Linked DNA regions of Homo sapiens: region 2 is linked to region 1. A link is a contact called in ENCODE Hi-C data. All regions are on one chromosome and are shown on one strand. Each heading gives the region's core, a stretch centred on a gene start or an enhancer-like site at or near the end of the contact. The rest is flanking DNA. Distances are from core to core; before and after follow the strand shown.

Region 1 (5,686 bases), core at 2,783-5,282:
CTTGTTTTTGTCAGCTTTGTCGAAGATCAGATGGTTGTAGGTGTGCAGCTTTATTTCTGGGCTCTCTATTCTGTTCCATTGGTCTATGTGTCTGTTAAGTTTGTTTGAGGAAGATTTTAGAGGGCCAGAGCTCAGCTCAGCATTCCTAGTTTGACTGCTCTAACTCTAAGGGTGCTGGTACCAGGCCCCCAGCTTTGTTCTCTGGTCTCAGGAGCTTAGGAACTCGCTGCACTGGAGGGGCCCGGTGTTCCTGCTCTGCTGGCCACAGCACTGTGATGGGGAGTGCTGGCCAGTGCCTTTCCTCAGGCAGTGGCATAGCATAGCAGGATCTATGCTAGCTTGAGTGTGGCAGCAGCAGCAGTGGTGGGCTGGGGTGAACAGTTGCTGGCGGGAGTGAGGCACTGGATTCTGTACACACCCTCATGCAGGCCACATTGGCAGGGCAGAGTGCCGCACATTAGCGGTGGCAGGGTGTGCTCACACCAGCAGTGGTGGAGAGGCAGGGTGCATGTACACACACATGCCAGTGGGAGAGAGGAAGTATGGTCACCTGCGCTTGCGGGCCAGCAAAGCAGTGGAGAGGACCTTGGGCGAGTGCATGACAGCAAAGTGAGGTGGAGGAAGGCTGTAAGGGAGTGGAGGCTGTAGGTAGGCAGGTGCGCATCCATGGTGGCTGGTCAGCGGGAGCTCTCTGACGGTGAGGCATGGTCTGCTAGTGAAGGAGCTATGAGAAGGGCCCCTGGGAAGCACCCTGGTTAGGCATGCGAGGCTGTGCCACAAGCGGGCATGCCATGCTGGGGCCCCAGGAGAGGCTGGCAGATGAGGACACTCAGATCGGACTGGACATATCTCATGGACAAGACTGCCCTACTCTGTCCAGGTCCTACAGTTACCCAAAAGCTAAAGCCACCTAGAAGAGTATGGCGAGCCTTGGAGGATGGGCATCCCTGGCCATCCTGCTCCACCTGTGTTTCGAACTATTTTGTCTTTCAGCAGATTTTTTAACTTAAATGTGTGACGTTATTTTTTTCCAGAAAATCATTTATTTCTAAGTTTAAATCTTTTTTTCAAGTTGAAATAATAGGACATGTGAGAAGTGCTGGAAATGTTTTTATAGCACTATAAAATGTATTTCTTGATTATGAATTTGTTTCAGCCTGGAAAAGATTCTGAACATAGAGTTACAAATTTTCAGTTAAACTCTCATTATCTAAAAGTCAAGGTTCCGTCTTCCCACTATAGGTCTGCTTTTATGTTAAATGATGAGTTAATGGCTGCAGCACACCAACATGGCACATGTATACATATGTAACTAACCTGCACGTTGTGCACATGTACCCTAAAACTTAAAGTATAATAAAAATAAATAAATAAATAAAAAGAAAAAAAAAAGAAAGCAATGCAGGTAGAACAGTTTAGTTCTGCTGCCTCAGTCCCCAAAACCTGCATTGATAAGAACTAGTCTTTTATTAACTAATATTTTTTGAAAAGACTATAAATATGTACTGATTGGGAAGATTTAGAAATATATATATATATATTTTAACAAATCTAAGAAAAAATGTAGGGAAGCTATATACTTACAGCTGCATACAAGCTGATGTTTTAAAATTGGACTGATAGTTGACAATTATGTCAAATGAGACCTCTGGGAAGCAGATACTCAGACAGTATAAAGAGTTCAAACATCAGGGGCTAATGACTAAGAAAGGAAGGCAGGGAAGAAGCAGGATTATGCAGGGATAGCCCCAGTCTTCAGTGCAGATCTGACAGAAGCTCTCAACAATGGGGAGTTCTGGAGAAAAGATTGTCTATTATGAAAGTCTTGTGTTGGACTGTTATGCCCAGACATTGGCTGGGGGCTGCTTGAAAAGATGGTGGCCTCAGCATGAAAGCTGAAGCATATTCTAAAGATGTTGTGCTTGGGGGCTGTCAGCTAACTACACTCCTTGCACTGGAACAGCTGGTTCTTTGTTTGAAGAAATGTGAGCAGAGGACCTTCAGGACTGCCACAATGATGATGATAATAGTTATCATTGAGTAGCTCCTACTCTCCAGACACCATAGGTTCTTTTTACATATATTATTTGTAACCCTTGCATCACAGTCCCTAGAGGTAGAATAACCTTCATTGTTGAAATGCGAAAACTAAATATAGCTAGTAAGTTAGAGGCTGATGTGTTCATTTTATTGTAAATATACCCATAAACATTTCTGACAAAAATTTTCCTAATAAACTATTCCAGATTATGTCTTGTACCAACGATCAGTTTAAAAGCTTTTAAGCCAGAAGGGAAAGAAAGGTTGAAAGTAAGATTCCAGACTTGACATCTTACAAGAGACACCTACTCAAAAAGAACATTTATCAGAAGGATATGGTTGCTTCATGGAGTCTAAAGGCCGAAAAGGCAGCTGATTTCTAGAAATAAAGCTGCCTGTCTCTGTCTGTTTGACTATCACTCTTACTTTCTACTCTACCTTTCTACCCGTTTCTTTGCTTTTGCTATCCTAGATTTTCTCTCTCTTGCAGTCTCAAGCTCTGTCTCTTTTCCTTGGTCTCTGTCTTGATCTCTCTCACTGTCCTTCTCTGTCTCTCTCTCTCAATCTCTGCTCACAATCTATGTTGGTTTCTGTCTTCTCTGTCTTTCTCTTTTTTCCTCTCTCCTTCTCTTGGTCTTCCTCTTTTTCTCTCCTTCTCTGTCTTTTGCTTTTCATTCTTCCTCTCCTACCTCCTCTCCTCTCCTCTACCTCTTCCTTCATCTCCTCTCCATTCCCCTCTTCTCCCTTCCTCCCTCTCTCTCTTTTGGCCTGTCGCTTCCTCGCTTTCTGTCACTTTCTTTAGGTCTTGTATCTTGTCTGTTTCTCTCCTCACTCTGTCTTTTACTCTTTCTTGCTTTGTCTACCTGTCTGTCTGTCTGCCTCTTTGTATCTTCAAAAAGTAGAAAATGAGCCTACATCCTACTTTATAATTTCTTTAACTTTGATGTTCCATAAATGAAAGTATCTATATACATTTAACGTTATATATTTTAAACCAATTATCCTTGCTACATATATTTCACAGCTCCAGAAATAACTTATACTTTCTTTCCACAAAAAGTACAATAATATACTAAGAATTAAATGCTGAAAGTAAAATACCTTTCTTAGTAGTTAACAAAGATAACTGAAGCGCCATTTCCTAACTCAACACTCTAATTAGCTTTTCTTTCTAAATTAATAGTAATTTCAACCAAGGTATTCATTTCAACCAAGGTATTCTCATATAGTTGCTATGCCATATAGAGTTCTCTTGGATGTTGTTTGATCTAGCTCAAGTGAGAAAATTCTTTAGTTTCCTGTGAAGTGGTTTAAAATTTAATGAACAGATTAAGGATTTTCTTAGTACTGTACATTATGATCTGGTCAACTAACTTGAAATTGTAGTTTTACTATACTAAAATAGTTTATTTCTTTCTGCTGTTCAATCCCTGTTTTATAAAAACATTTATAGAAAACAAATTCCAGTACTCCTGGTAAGAAAAACAGAGGCCTTTTAACAAGTACTCCATCTTCAGAGACAGCTGGTTTTGTGGTAAGTATTAGCATTTGGCACTTGTAGTATCTGTTTTCTGGCTCCTCCTCTCCCCATTCTTCTATTTTTCTCATATCAGGGAAATATTGCCTATGGAGAATAATATCTGTGTTTTTCTGTTGCTTAAGCACACTTTCAATGAAAGTACTTTGTATACTACTATACATGCAAGAGAGAAGGAAAAATTAGAGTACTGCAGCAACAACCAGGATTCTTCTGTTTTTTCCTTTCAGTTTTAAAAATTGTGATGAAATATATATAACATAAAATTTATAATTTTAACCATTTTTAAGTGTACAGTTGAAGTATATTCATTCACATCATTATGCAACCATCACCACTATTCATCTCTAGAACTTTTTTCATCTTGCAAAACTGAAATTCCATATGCATTAAACAGTAACTTCCTGCTCCTCCCTACCCCACCCCTGGAAACCACCATTTTACTTTCTGTTTCTATAAATTTGACTACTCTAGGTACCTCATATAAGTGGAACCATACAGTATTTGTCCTTTGTGACTAGTTTATGTCACTTAGCATGGCATCTTCAAATTCATCTATGTTACAGCATGCATCAGAATTTTATTTTTAAGGATGAATTGATACTCCATTGTATGTATATGACACATTTTGTTTATCCATTCATCTATTGATGGACAATTGGGTTGCTTCTGCCTTTTGACAATTGTGAATAATGCTGCTATGAACATGGGTGTACAAATATATGTTTGAGTCCCTGCTTTCAATTCTTTGGGTATGTATCTAGAAGTGGAATTGCTACAGCATATTGTAATTCAATTTTTCTTTTTGAGGAACCACCACACTGTTTTCCTTAGTAGCTGTACCATTTTACATTCCCACTAGCAAAATGCACAAGGGTTCCAGTTTCTCTACTTCCTTGCCAGCACTTGTTATTTTCTTTTTTGTAATAGTAGTTCTTATGGATGTGAGGTGGTATCTCATTATGGTTTTGATTTGTATTTCCCTAATAAGGATGACACTGAGCATCTTTTAATGTGTTAATTAGCTATTTGTATATCTTTTTTGGGAAAATATCTATTCAAGTCCTTTGTTTATTTTTGAATTTTTAATTGTTGAGTTGTAGGAGTTCTTCATATATCTGAGATGTTAACCCATTACCCAACATATGATTTACAAATAATTTGCCCCCTTCCATGGGTTGCCTTTTCACTCTGTTGATAGTGTCCTTTGATGCACAAATGTTTTTTATTTTGTCATAGTAAAATTTGTCTTTTTCTTTTCTCACCTGTTCTTTTGATGTCATATCCAAGAAATGATTATCAAATCCAGTGTCATCAAGTCTTCAGTCAAATATCCAATGTTCCTCTTCAGTGTGAGCAATCCTCACAGAGGTCCATGCAGCGGCTTACATAGCAGTGTGGGGACTGCTCAGGCACAAGGAGATGAAATCCAGTATCTTTTGTAACAGCACTTATGCATAACGTCCATGGTCTCCACAAAGGACATGTGTAATTACAATGTCCCTGCACTCAGGGAAACTCAAAGTATTTTAGCTTTTATAGTGCAGTAGTTATTTATTTATAGTGCATTTATAGTTCCTCCTATAGATACAATTTTCCAATCAGACATTATTTTTACCATAAGCAATGTTACCTAGTAACACAGTTGACATTCTTACACTTATCAGGTTCCTAGGGGAAAGGAGTTACAGATTTAACCAATAGATGCTCATGATGGGAGAAAGGATTTTGTTAATCCTCTGCTCACAGTCTTTCCAGTGGCCCAAAAATCAATACTTTTTCCAGAAAATGAGTGTCTCATTTTTTATTCATTCTTGGTTGATATTTGGAGTTAAAATGTATTGATGAATAACAAATGTACCAAAATGATTTTTTTCGTGGCAAAACTAATTTAGTGACTATTTTACAAATATCAACATATTTTTAAATTTGAGGTACAAGTTACGTTTTATAAAACTCAGTATACTAAAGTATATAATTCAGTGGTTTTTAGCATACTTAAAAACTGTGCAACTATCATCATGATCCTATTTAAGAACATTTTCATCACCCTATTCGTTAATAGTCAGCCCTCATCCCCCCATCCCACCCTCCAGTCCAAAGAAACTA
Region 2 (5,661 bases), core at 2,570-5,069, 250 kb before region 1:
GTAGGAAGAACAGAGCTCTCTGGATGGTTTAGGCAAGCTTGTCCAACCCATGACTCACAGGCTGTATACTACCCATGACAGCTTTGAATGTGACCCAACATAAATTGGTAAACTTTCCTAAAACATTATGAGATTTTTTGCTTTCTTTTTTTTTTTTTTTTTTTTTTTTTTGCTCATCAGCTATTGTTAGTGTTAGTGAATTTTATGTGTGGCCCAAGACAATTCTTCTTCCAAAGTGGCCCAGGGAAACCAAAAGATTGGACATCTCTGGTTTAGAGATTCAGTTGGTTTCTTCAACTTCAGTTCTTGGTGTACAGGGATGGCCTCTGACTTGCTCCACATCCTCAATCCGGCCACCACCTGGTTTTCTGCACACAGGAAACACTTGGCAATGTTGGCTGAAACAATGAGTGAGAGCCAAGTGCCAAGTGCTGGGCTAACCTCGCTCACAGCCAATTAGGCATAAAGTAACCAGGGCTGTAAGAGAAGTGGAAACAGAGATGCAGATGCTCCAAGGAGGCCAGACACTTGCCCTCCTCTCTTGGTGAGTCCTGTGCTCAGAAGGGGCACAACGGAGACGTGCTTGGGCTGTCCATACGGCAGTCTCTCTGCGGCAGTGGAGAAAGCTCTGGTCTGTGTGTATAGTGTGCATGCAGGGGAGTGTGCATATGTGTGTATATTTGCCTACATGCACATGCATGTTCACATTGGCTCTGGTCCCCACAACAACACCATTATAGGGCCCTGCTTAGCCATCCTTTCTGCAGTGGGTGGGGGGGGTGGGGAAAGGGGTTCCTGACTGCTGTGTCACTTTTGGATAGTCACTGTTTTTTGTGTGCAGCACTCCTACCTCACCTACCCCACCCCTAGAGGCAGGCAGGGTGATGACTGAAGCATCAGGCCTGTGGTTTCTGTAACAGGAAGTGATTTAGATGCTGAAAGCTAATTTTAGATGAAATGATATGGGGTTTTTAAAGAATCTTTCAGGGTTGGTTTCAGGCTCAAGGCTTAGCCCCCTGCTCCTCTTGCCTACAGGGGACAGGCAGTTTCCCATTGTCCTTGTCACTGTCTTGCTGGGTGAACTCATGCCTAGCTGGGCAGGGTTCTTAGGTAGAAAGCCAGTGCTGATTTTTCCTGGATTTCAGAATGTTTAAGTCATTGTTTTTGGCCTTGAACACCAGAGTCCTGTGACTCAGCACAGGCCTGGCTCTAGGCCAAGCAGACACAGGACCTCTTATCCCTGGAAGGGGACTGCCTGGAGGCTCCCAAGGATCTTGTTAGGACAGAGATGTCCACCCTCACCCAGGCTGAGGCCTGGGCCAGAGGTCAGATGAGGCTTCTGGGCCAAAAAAAGTATCATCTTGGGTGGCAGACACTTAGGTGGGGCCTCTTCTCCCAGTTAGCCCTGTCCTGAGCCTCTTAGCAGGGGCGGCTTTCTGACCCAGGTGCCACACTAAGGATCCCATCCTGATTGAGCCCTGTAGATTGGGACTCCTGATAGCAGCAGACACAAAAGAAACTGAGGAGTAGGCACAGAACTCTGAGAGTCCTGTCCTCCTGGTGTCGGGGTCCCACTGGTTGGGGACCTTGGAGCCTCGTGGTTTCTGTCTCTGCCAAGGCCTGAGCACAGGAAATAGAAGGTTGGGCCTCCCTGGTCACCTCTGCAAGGGTCTTCAAAGCCCATTTTAATCTGTTGTCCCATTCCCTAGGTCTTCCACAGCACCCCATACCAGAGAATGCTGCTCCCATTATCAGAGAAGCAGCCAAATATCAGCATGCTAAGAGAGATGTCCCAGGGTTACATAGCTTCACTCAGGCAGCATTGGAGCCAGCCAGGCCAGGAGCTTACCCTGTCCCATACTACCGATGGGATGCCCAGCATTCAGGGAAAAGAGCTCACTCTGCATATCTCATCTAGACAGCAGCCAGCCTCATGAACCCCTACCACAAACCTGGGACCTCTGGAAAGCCAAGTATAAGTCTCTGCCAGTTCTTAGTCCACCCTTGTTCTGCTTTGTGGTGAGGTATAGCTTGGGAGATGAGGCGAGGCCTATAGGTCTTGGTTGGTACACAAGAAGAAACACTTCTGCCTAGAGAGGCTGTCGACAGACATTTCCAGGGACACACAGCAGACAGCCTTCATGGCCTTCATGACCAGTCGGTCCCTTGTGGAAGACAAGTAGGACAGGACAGATGATTAGCCCAGAGCCAAAACTGAGCTCAAACCGCAGAAGAGGAGAGCATTCTCACAAAAGCTCCAGTGTTTGCAGCACAATGACGGAGGTAGATGGTGTGAGCTAAGCCCTGTTTTGAGAGTTCCATAGAAGGTGTCTTTGACCTATTTTCAAGGGCTGTGGTGGTAGGAGGAATTTTTGGCCACATCATAAAGAGTTTTGTGGCCACCTCTGATATACCTAGCTCAGGAAGTTGTAATTTTCCATGATTAGGTTATTAGTCACCAAAGTGATTGCTGCCCCCAGACCCTGGCCCCTGTGCTGCAGGAGGCTGACAGAGATGCCCCTCCAGCACTGCAGCCCTGCCTCCCCAGCTGCAGGCCAGAAGCCAAGGAGGCCCTGAGTACTGATGTTGGGCCCTCTGGGTGCTTCCCTTGTTTGTGGAACCCCACAGCCCCATTCCAACTTCTTGAGCACTTTGCCTACCCCAGGAGATTTAACTGGGGCAAGAAATCCTGTAAGATCTCAACAAACGGACGTGGGTAGAATAGCTCCCAGAAAATCTACTCAAGGGAAGACCCATGTACTCCAAGGTATCAATAATGGTGAGGGACTCAGTCTGTAACTTTCTAGGACAGTTTCATTTCATTTTAAAAATTTAAGATGAAAGAGTTTATTAATGGAAGTAGTTCATGAAGCACCTTCAGGAAACCACACAGGACTCAGAGCTCCTTGCCTTTAGAAAGACAGGACTGTGTCAGCCTGTGTGGCATTCACACCTGGATTCCCAGGGTGGGCTTCCCTTAGAAAGGGAGAATTAGTTGCAGCCCATCTCTCTGTGGGAATCTCACCTGGTGAGCCCCTTCTCCCAAACTCCTAGAGTGTCTCACCCCAGCTCCTGGGCTCGACTGGTGCCTCTGAGGAGCGTACCTGCTGTTGGAATTGGCGGAGCGCTGCCAGGCTGAGGAGCGAGGAGAGCCTGCCCCTGGGCCCTGCCACCAAAGCCATGGGGGCAGTCGCATGCTTTGCTTGTCAGTTGGTGGCATTTAGGTGGCATTAGGAATGTTTGTTGTTTCTAATTATTTGTTTGTTTGTTTGTTTATTTGAAAGTAATCCCTCTTTTTCCAAAGGCCTGCATGCTGCCTTGATTCTGGAGGAGCCAGGGATTGGCCCAATGACCCAAATGTTTGGAAGTCTTTAAGGGCCCTTTTCATGCCCGTGAAGTCACAGAAGTAGGTAATCACCCACCTACCCTCCCCAGGTACCCGATATTGATGTGGGTCAGAGGGGGCTGAGAAATAACTCAGCCTCAAAGCCTTAGACCGTCTTCTCAGGGTGTAACCGTCATCTCAGGATAGACAATTCAGGAAGAGGATGCCTTGCCACACATGAGGAGGTGGGAGTGGCAAATGAGCAGGCGTTGCATTCAGGGCAGGTTTAGAGGAAGGTTTGGCAGGTGAATGATGGTTTGCGTACAAACTACAGACAAGAAATTGAGAGGACAACTGGGTATAGGTGAGGTGACTACTCTGCCCTCAGAAAAGTGGAAGTCTGAGTTCATGGGGGAATGCCTCTTAAATAACACAGATGGGCAAACTCCAGACATTAGTGAAACCTTCTTCGTTAGACATTCTTTTCAGGGGTTTCTCATACTTCCCCAATCACCTTAATCATCAGTGCTGACCACAACTGATACCTTTCTGGGTGACTCAAGGCCAGTGCTCAGGCGGGCCACCGTGTGTTGAATCCAGCTGAAGATGCAGGTGCAGCTGGAGGAAGGACTAGCCCTGAATGGGCACCAACCCCAAAAGAATCCACTGACTGTCACTTAGGCAAAAGTTCCGCAGTCACATTGCTTTTGGATCCTCCGCCTCACTCTTCCTGAGAGGTATTTGGTGCAAATAGCCGGACCTCTGGAGTGGGAGACACCTGACTCCAGTTCCTGCCACTTCCTCCTTCCTGCTAGTTGCCAGACCTTGGACAGTTTGGTAACTTTGAATTTGCCCCTGTCAAATTCATTCATTTACTCATGCACTCACTCACTCATTCACTCAACATAAATTCCTGAGTAGCTTCCATGTGCCAGGTACTAGTTTAGGTACTTGGGAGTGATCAGTAGAGGAAATAGGTAAGTGTTCCGCCTTCAGAAATGTGTATCATGGCATGGGAGGTACAAAATAAGCAACAAAGCTGTTAACAAGTTAGAAAGTGGTAAGTGCTATGGGAAAAAACAGAGCAAGATAAGCAGTGCTTGGAGTGGTGGTAGAAGGGGCTGCAATCTTAAACAGTATGGACATGGCAGATCTCTGAGAAAATAACATCTGAGCAAAGACTTGAAGGTGTTGAAGGCGTTAGCCCCTTTTAGGCACAGGGAAGAGCCAGCGCAAAGGCTCTGAGGCTGGTGTGTTCAAGGAGCAACATGGAGGCAAGTGTGGCTGGAGCAGAATGAGTGAGCAGAGAGGGTCACAGGGGAAAAGAAAGTGATGGAAAGATAAAGGGGAAGATGATGCGGACCTTGCAGGCCACTGTGGGAACTATGGCTTTTCTGTGGTAAAACACAGAACTCCAAGAGGGTTTTGAACAGAGGGCTATGATCTGACTAGAGCATAACAGGATCACTCTGGCTGCTGAGTTGAGAATAGATTATAGAGCAGGGAACAGGTAGAAGCAGGGAAATTAGCTAGGCTTCCACTGAAGTATATTCTAGAAGATAATAGTGGCTGGAATCATCATGGATTCAGTGGAAGTGGGGAGAAATGAGAAATGTTGGATTCTGGACCTGTTTTGGAAGAAGAATCATCAGCATTTGCTGATGGCTTAGATGTTGAGTATGAGAGAGAGATCAGAGTTAAGGATGACTCCAAGGGTTTTTCTCTGAGCAGCTGGAAAGAAGGATTTGACCTCAACTGAGACAAGAAGACTATATGTGGGGCAGGCATGAAGGGGAAGATTAGGAGTTCACTTTAGCACACATAAAATGGGATAATTATACTTCACAGGCTGTAGTGAGGGTTAAATATGATAATATATGAAAGGTCTTAGTACTAGCAAGCTCTTAGTAAATGTCACTTTCCCTTTTTCTTTCTCAAAGAGGTGGTGAAGCATGAACAGCTGGGGTCCCCAAACCAATTTGACTAATTGCCTTTCTGTAGAAGTAATGTGCCAATCAGATGCCAAGACAGCCTCCTCCCTGTGGTTTTCTCACTCTTCAGGAAACTTTCACTGTTGCTAACAGGGTCTTTAGATTTGTCAAAGGTTTCTCGGTGATGTTGACACACTGATGTGATGATGAGTTTCTGCATCGGGGCACTGTGGCGCCCAGACAGCCTCCATCTATGTGCTCACCGTTTCCATATCAGTCACTCTGCTGGTGTCACATGAGCAAGAGGCATGATCTCTTCAGCAGAACAGTTTGGTTCTACAGACACACACCGACATCCATATCACTCCTTGTCCCCCCACCCCCAGGTTGTTATGGGACTGTTGA

The links. Hi-C counts contacts between places; a loop is a spot of excess contacts on that map. Pooled maps may share reads with other maps.
Region 2: a loop to region 1 is called in a pooled map, with 16 times the contacts of the local background. The contact joins two enhancer-like sites. A Hi-C loop is called at or near these places in 4 of 37 single-sample maps with no recorded cell type and 9 of 50 pooled maps.

Annotation. Positions count from the first base shown.
Region 1 is chr5:131,852,642-131,858,327 of GRCh38, reverse strand. It overlaps MEIKIN (meiotic kinetochore factor), which reads left to right. Exons shown (of 13, transcript NM_001303622.2): 10 at 3,494-3,574. Among named protein-coding and RNA genes, the nearest start is that of FNIP1, 58 kb to the right of the region's middle. Within about 2 kb of position 4,032, at least 2 of the 41 ENCODE cell types and tissues checked have a DNase peak (open chromatin) inside an H3K27ac peak, as active enhancers do.
Region 2 is chr5:132,099,054-132,104,714 of GRCh38, reverse strand. No RefSeq gene overlaps it. Among named protein-coding and RNA genes, the nearest start is that of CSF2, 28 kb to the right of the region's middle. RefSeq lists enhancers at 867-1,246, 1,025-1,319. Within about 2 kb of position 3,819, at least 4 of the 41 ENCODE cell types and tissues checked have a DNase peak (open chromatin) inside an H3K27ac peak, as active enhancers do.